2 separate regions of the Mus musculus genome follow, and region 1 is linked to region 2. Evidence: chromatin loops called from intact Hi-C (ENCODE). Cell type or tissue: heart. All regions are shown on one strand. Region 1 overlaps Robo1 (roundabout guidance receptor 1). Region 2 overlaps Robo1 (roundabout guidance receptor 1).

Region 1 (4,000 bases), 98 kb after region 2:
GTGAATCTGATCAGTTTCAGGAACTTCCTGAAGCTTTTGAGTGGATTACTTCCCAAGATCGATGAGTTTCCTTGTTATAAACATCAAGAGTATGAGATAGGAAGTTTATACTGATTTATCATCAAAGATAATAAGTTTGCATGTATTTATGAAATAGATGCTAATAACTGATATTGGAAACTAAGAGTTTTTGTAAGTTAATAAATTGATATTAACAGGAGGAAAATAGAAATAAATGATCAAAAGCTCACCAAATAAATATTGAGTCAATATTTATTGACTGTCAAAAGTTACCATCTGAAGAACTGTATTCAGATCTGGTTCAATGTACTTTGCAATGAATTTTAAAACACATCTTTTCTGAAAGTTGCAAACAAATATTTACAAGGTTAGAGTTGTGGAAACATCAACAACTTAGTAACTACTATGTAGAGACAGCTTCCTCTATAGTACATATGGTATATAGTATATATGGTCATTTCTTCTACTGGATCGCACAGATAATTAGCTCTCTCCATTTCATGTGGAAAAAGATATCTCTCACTTCACGTTTTTAGGGAACAAAGCATAGCCATGCAGCTATTACAATCCAGACGGTGTTCAAATCACTCTGTGTATTGGTGGTTTTAATGATAGCAGCAACACTGTCAAGTAAATACTAAGCCTTTCTGCTGAGGCAGTGGCCACCTCCTAATTGCTTGGAAGAGGGGCTTGGGGGGCAATTATCAGGTTTGTTCATTGAAAACATTTTTGTAAAGACCAGTAGATTTTGCTACATGTATGATCTGATATCCTAGTGTAACATTGACTGTTATCTACAAGAGATTTTTAATTTTAGTAATTTTTTTATACTTGTACATGTATGCATTTGTTTATGTGTATGTGCAAGTATGCATGCATGTGGAGGACACAGATAAAGGTCATTTATGTTCCACTGTCACTCTCTATGATTCCTAAGGTGGTGGGGGGGAGGTCTCTCACTCTCATCTGGCACTCACAGATTATGCTGGTCTGGCTCTCCACCAAGTCCCCAGTGTCTACCTGTTCTACCTCCCTGCTGTTGGAATTCTAGTCACATGTTGCCACATCTCCAAGGGCTTAAGATGTTAGGCTTTTCCTCAAACCATCATAGTTACACTCAAGAATGAGCATCTCTTCTCGCTAGAAGTGAAATCTCTACTGTAGAAAACGATTGGTAAAATTTCAAAAGCTTAAGACTTTTCATAAAGAATACATTATAATCAGCTGGGTCCAACCAAGGATTAGGACTCTCTTTATGTGTTTATGTGTTTATTTGTTTGTTTGAATACAGTTTTGAAATGTGTAAATAAAAAAGCCCACTGTATCAATTCATTTTAACATGAGTGTATTTATGGGTTTTTGTAATGATTTACCTTATAGATGATGACGAGCCATCAGCACGATTTGCTCTGGACTCTCCTGATATGTAGCCGTGGAAATCCTCCCCTTGGAAACCTATCCAATCTAAGAAAATAACTGAATCCTAGTTGGTTGAAGGGAATGGTTTTACTCATTAACAGAATCAGCACCACAGATTAGGAAAATTGACTAAAGATAAATAGAAGGTCTTATCTGTTTTATTTCTTCCACAAGCGAAATTAAGATTTGAAAGTATCAATAATGCAGCCATGAACACATTTGGTTATTCATTCAAACACTTCTTTAGCACTTCCCACCCCATGTTAATGAGGCAGAATTGCTGGGATGAGGCATGTCATAACTTTTTCCAGCCCCGTTCTGCATCCTGTACGTCTTTGAGGGTTTCTTTGATTTTTTCCGTGTTGGTGTGATATTTGGGTAAAAAGCAGCTGACTCACATCCCATCCAAATCCCCAGTGTCCTCTAGATCCTTCGCAGACTTGGCATCCCGCCACTCCTTGCCAATGGCTTCCTCTCCTCCAATTCCCATATGTCTCCTTCCTGAGCCATCTGCTCCTCCCTTCCTTCAGTCAGTTTTCTCCTCTGTTCTTTAGTTCCTTCATTGTTCAATGTCCATTGCTTCCTGTCCCCTTCTCTTCTAGAGGAAATCCTTGGATGTACCACAGCTGAGGATGTAGAGCCCCACTTCCCTGAGAAGTTAAATTTGAGTTCCTGTAAAATAAATAGGTAGTGCTCTAACAGAAAGGTCAAAGGAAGCTAGGGTGGCAAGCCACAAATAGATGTCTTCCTGTCCATCTTACATGTAGTTAATGCACACTATGTGCATTGTTCCTTCAAAAATAAATTTTACTCGTGACTTAAGCACGAGTAAAATCAATATATGTGATAGTATTATACAAATCAATTATAAATAAATTTGTGTCTAATCTAATTTCTTAGTTTTCAAATTTTATAATAGGAAAACATCAAAAGAGTAAAACACATGTGTGGGCATCATAAGACCAAATTATAAATCCCAGAATTCAATATTTACACTCATGAGCCTATGGAAGTTATTTATTCTGCATAAGTTTCTTTTTAATTCTTATATCTATCAAATGAATTCTCTAATACTACCTTTAAGTTCACTCTTAGCAGGAATGCTCTCTGGATACATGCTTAGGTATTCTGAATATTCGGTTATATTTTGCTATTATAGACCTGGAAAGACTCTACATAAAGTTAGCTGGGAAAGGAAAATGAGGAACTCTTATACCGTATCAACTGTAATTTTATGAATATTTAATGAAGTCATACTTTCAATGTATATAGAAGACATCTTGTCTCCCATGGCCGTTGCCAATATTCATATCTACACTGCATTCACATGTGCCTGAACCTTCATTTCTACAGACTCACCCTGTGTACTCAGGGTAAATGTGATGAGTAAGAAGGTAGGCTAATTCTGGGATGAGGAAGCTGATGCTAGTCCTTTGTCCAGCTGAGTTCTGAAACGCAAGCCTCAGCTGTGGTGTTCACAGGGAAATGAGCTGAAATGCCTAAGGCAGCCACTGTGCAGACTGAATCAACTTCTTTTTCCCACGCATCCAGAACACTTCTACTTAGATTCCATCCTTAGGGAAGTTGAGAAATTGTATGATTCAGAAGAGGAAGGCTGATTGAGAAATGATGGTTTAGGTTCCCAGGGAGTATTCTGATCCTTTCACAGATGTTCAAATCTACATAATTACAGATAGATCCATCAAACACAAAATTGAATTTGAATACAAAGAAAGTCCCGCATTTCTGATCTACTTGTGAACCGAAAGGCTTCAAAAGGATTGCAGTAACTGAGACATCCTCGAGTCTAGTACATACGCTAGGATAGATGGCAGTAAAATATTCTAATGAGGATTTGGCAACTGTTCGTATTATAAATTTTGATTATCAAGCTTCTTGTTGATTTATGAAAGTCTTTGCTTTTTGTACTTTATCTTCCTGGAATGTCCTGACCTCTTCACCCTCCTTGTGTTTTAAGTAATTTTTCACATCCCAACTTAAATTCTTTTAAATTTTTTTTATTGGTTGTTTTGTTTATATTTCAAATGTTATTCTCCTTCCTGGTTTCCTCTCCAAAATCTCCCATCCCACCCTCCTTCCCCTGTCTCCAGAAAGGTGCTCCCCCACTCACCTGCCCACTCTGCCCCATTGTCTTAGCATTCCCCTACACTGGGACATTAAGCCTGCAGGGGACCAAGGGCCTCCAATCCCATTGATGCGCTACAAGGCCACCCTCTGCTACATATGTAGCTGGAACCCTTGGTCCCATGTGTATTCTTTGGTTGGTGGTTGAGTCCCTGGGAGCTCTGGGGGATCTGGTTGGTTGATGTTGTTGCTCTTCCTATGTTGTTGCATACCCTGTCAGCTCCCTCAGTCCTTCCCCTAACTCCTCCATTGGGGTCCCCTTGCTCAGCCCAATGGTTGGCTTCGAGCATCTGCCTCTGTATTTGTCAGGCTCTGGCAGGGCCTCTCACAAGACATCCATATCAGGCTCCTGTCAGCAAGCACTCCTTGGCATCTGCAGTAGTGACTGGGTTTGGTGATTGCATATGGGATGGAT
Region 2 (4,000 bases):
CATAACAGGTTCCAGTCTCCTTGCTTTTGCCAGAAGATGCATAACTTTCTGGACACCACGGTCGAAAGAATACTTTCCTTCCATTCCCTTTCTTGTTTCTAGAGTTGATATAAAGCATTGATTCAGTGGGCATAAAGTAATTACTCCTACAGAATAATTCGAGGCAAACAAATACGATTGTCTTTAAGAAGTGCAGGGTTCAGTGTCTAGCTATGTATAAGGCTGATTTTGCAAGATGTTAACTCCTGCTTCAGTTGAATTTGGCTTAAGCCCTTTGTGACTCACATAGATATTGATACAAATATGCATATTATGATTACACATGTGCACACATGCACACACAGATATGTGAGCCAGCATGCGCATATGCATGCACGCATGTCCGTGCACACACACACACACACACACACACACACACACTCAAGCACGTGTATATGGCCTGTGTTGGAGAATGATGGCCAGTATTTTCATGTAAATCTAAACGTATTTTAATTTGCATTGTTGACTTATTAGTCAATAAGTCTTGACCTGTTGAGTGAGGGAAGTGTGACCATACTGACTTAACAATATGGTTGTATAATCCACAATAGCAGCCCAGATGTGATTGAAATTGATGTTTTATCAAGCACTTGAGTGTCTATGTCATGTCCTCTTTACAATAAATTAGGAAACCATGGTGTTGTGTTAAATGCCTAAGTGTCGCGCCCGCTCTCGACCAGCAAGAACGACGCGACCACCAGTCCTTCTAACAGCAGTTTATTCAGTCCTGATTCTTCTTGTTTATATCTCCCCCGAACCCTGGGCCTCTCACTCCTTTTATACTCTCTCTCATCCACGCACCGCAGGCCACGCCCCCTTGCCAGTCACGAGGCTTCAGCTAATCAGGGCAGCAGGGGCAAATCTCCACCAAATTGGATTCACCTGTATCCTGGTACACCTGCGCAGCACTCAAGATGTTTGTGTCTTATATGAGGAAGTCAGGTGCAAGTCATATGACTTAGCTGCAGTCCCTGGCGCCTTTGGGACTGCCGCCACACCCGCTCCCCACACTTAAGTATCAAAACAGTATGCTGTTCCTACTCCAGCATCATGGCTGTTTGGACACTTGTTTGTTTCATCCACTTGACATTGTTTGCATCATGTCGTCCCATTGTTCTTTTTTTTTTTTTCTTCTTTCCACTACTTGATGCACAATAGGGACTATACTGACTTAAACCATTTCCAGTTAATAACAAGACTGTGTTGCTACGCATCCTCAGCTGAACAGTTTCCCACAAGGCAGTGCTAGAGGGTGTGGCCAGTGCAGCTCAGCCCTGAAGAGAAAAGGATGCAAAGAGTCAAGCGGATGTATGCTTGAGTCAACAAGCTTGCTTTGGCTAAAAAGCAGTCACATGACTATATTCACATTGTAATAGATTGTCAGAAAAAGTTGAAAGTAGTCTCTCTTTTTATCACTTGTTGCAAACATTATAAAATTAAACGACATTATGTGCTTCTTGCCTATTTGTTTCTTCACGTTGTATCCTTTCGTTTTTGTTTTTGTTTTTGTTCTTGCTCTCTCATGTGTGTAAAATGACTGTTTTGTTTTAGTTTTTGGAAAATATCTTTGTTGTAGTTGTTGGATTTTTGTTATTAGTCACCCAAGGTTAACTATAGATGTATACAACAGCAATATTCTCTCTATATATGTATTTTTAATATTGACAGTCATAATCCCTTTTAGAATATTGTCAGGTACTAGAATTGTTACATTTAATTCCAAATACATCTATTTGCTTGACTTAATTTTGAGAATGAACTTCAAGTCCAAGTTTTCCTCAATCCATATTTAAGGAATTAATTACCTTTAAAAAAATTTTTAATGTCACAGTGTTTCACTATGTGGCCTAAGCTACCCTAAGAAACTTAATCTGATTCTCTTGCCTCAGCTTCCCAATTGCTGAGACGACTGGCATGAGCCACTCTGCCCAGGTTCAGCTTCAAAAGTTATGTTCTATTTTGGGAAAATGGTACTTTCCGTATTTCCTTCATGTTACATATCTGAAGACATTATGCATTAAAGTATTATTCATGAAAACATATATGCATTTGTAGAAAATTTAATAAGATGATAACATAGTCATTTGCATATTTTTTCCTAATGACAGGGTAATAAGCCTAGTTAAATTTCCTTCCTTCCTTCCTTCCTTCCTTCCTTTTTTTTTTTTTTTTTTTTTTTTTTTTTTGGTTTTCTTTTCGAGACAGGGTTTCTCTGTATAGCCATGGCTGTCCTGGAACTCACTTTGTAGACCAGGCTGGCCTCAAACTCAGAAATCCACCTGCCTCTTCCTCCCAAGTACTGGGATTAAAGGCGTGTGCCACCACCGCCAGGCTCTAGTTAAAAATGTCTAACATGATTGGGAAGAGGTAACTACTGAGCTTGTAAACTCTGAAGAATCATAGAGTGTAGCAAATAGCCCACGTGAAAGGCCTCTAGTAGCTGTCAATGCAGGTGCCCTTTTATGTTGTACAGGTACAAATTTGCAGAATAGTACATTTTAACTGAAGAATATAAAGAAGTATGCTATCCTCAGCTAAAGCAACACACTATGAATTCTTGTATACTGTCCCAGATGAGCCATGTATCTACCAGCCTGGACCACAACTGCTCTTGATAGTGGGGAGGTTCTTCCACCTCTCACTTTTTCACCTCCTGCTAGTTGGGCCAGAAATTGCATTCAGTGCAATGATGACTGCATTTGGTGGGTATAATTTTGGCGTATATCCCTTAGCCTAGTAACAGAAAACAGCTGAAATTTAACTCAAAAAAGAATATATATATATATATACATACACCATGGGAGTGAAACCAAGGGTATGAAATTTCAGATTCAAAGAATCCCCTGAAACGAAGAAACTATAAAGCAAGTATAATTTTTGGCTGTTTTCCTGCAGTTACTGGTAGGAACTTTTTGGCTCAGTGGTTGGGAGATTATCTCTGTCTTACTCCATGTCTGTTCTCGACCCCCCAAATGACCTGCTGGTGATACTCTCCTGCAAATGGAATGCTCTTTCAAGGAGCCTCCTCCTCTGCTGGCTCACCAAGGACTTGGGTGTCTGTGTTCACATTGCTTGCTCATATACAGTTGGCAGAATTCATGATTGGCTGTTGCTTCTCGTGTTTAGTCCTAAAGACCAAAAAGTCGCTGGTTAAGTATGGTCTATATCAAATATGGTCAATGTTTCAGAGGCTATAGATGCTTGCCCAATTTTAGATACAGCAGATGTTGCTAATAACTGGGCTATAGATTGTGGATTCTATTAGAAAACATTCAACACAGGACAAGTTAATTACGGTGTTTTCACCAAGTTTCTTCACTGAAAAATAGGGTGTATAGAATTTCAAAGATTGCTTGAAAAAACTGAGGTAGTCTGTGTAGCACATTGCCTAGCTCAGACAAAGAACTCAGTTAAAAAGAAAACAAAAAAACCAGCTCTCCAATCATTGTGGTTCTTTGTATTCATGGCATCCTTGTGTAGGATTGGACAGTCAATCTTTTTCAAACTGGACCTTCCAGGGCAGTCTTAGCTTCAGTATCAGTAGACAATTTTGAGAGTATAGATTCAATCTTTGGTATTTCTAAGCCTGTGTTTCTGAGCTACCTGGCATAGAGGGAATGTGGAGGGACAATGTGGTATTGGAATTGTGGGGAGTACATAACACGCTGCAAATTCTGTTAGCAGTACCCTCCAACCGAAATGTCCCTCTGATATTTGCTGAGAGATTCATATCGTATCATATTGTACCGCATCATGGCGTATCATATCATCTAGCTCAAGCATGTTTAGATCAAGAAGGAAGCTGATGACCATATTTATGGACCACTTATCTTTTCTTATCTGTAGCTAGTCTATTGGTATATTTGGAGTCCTCTTCAAGGATTGATCTATGGGTACACTAAAACAGTGTCTTTCATGGGATATGCTGGCTTTCCTTGAGGCATGTTAGTGCAAGCCTTTA

What was found. A loop is a pair of places that touch in the nucleus more often than their neighbours do. Peaks named below come from ENCODE experiments on the same cell type or tissue, not always from the same donor. Only the 100,000 strongest peaks of a DNase experiment are listed, where the experiment ranks them.
Region 1: a loop joins it to region 2, with 1.8 times the contacts of the local background. A loop is called at or near these places in 3 of 42 quality-filtered maps.

Annotation. Positions count from the first base shown.
Region 1 is chr16:72,911,462-72,915,461 of GRCm38, forward strand. The region is part of intron 3 of Robo1 (roundabout guidance receptor 1); the gene reads left to right. Among named protein-coding and RNA genes, the nearest start is that of Gm52248, 34 kb to the left of the region's middle. In heart, no CTCF peak of the experiment used is centred here; a DNase peak (open chromatin) is centred at 1,880.
Region 2 is chr16:72,813,313-72,817,312 of GRCm38, forward strand. The region is part of intron 2 of Robo1 (roundabout guidance receptor 1); the gene reads left to right. Among named protein-coding and RNA genes, the nearest start is that of Gm52248, 65 kb to the right of the region's middle. In heart, no CTCF peak of the experiment used is centred here; no DNase peak of the experiment used is centred here.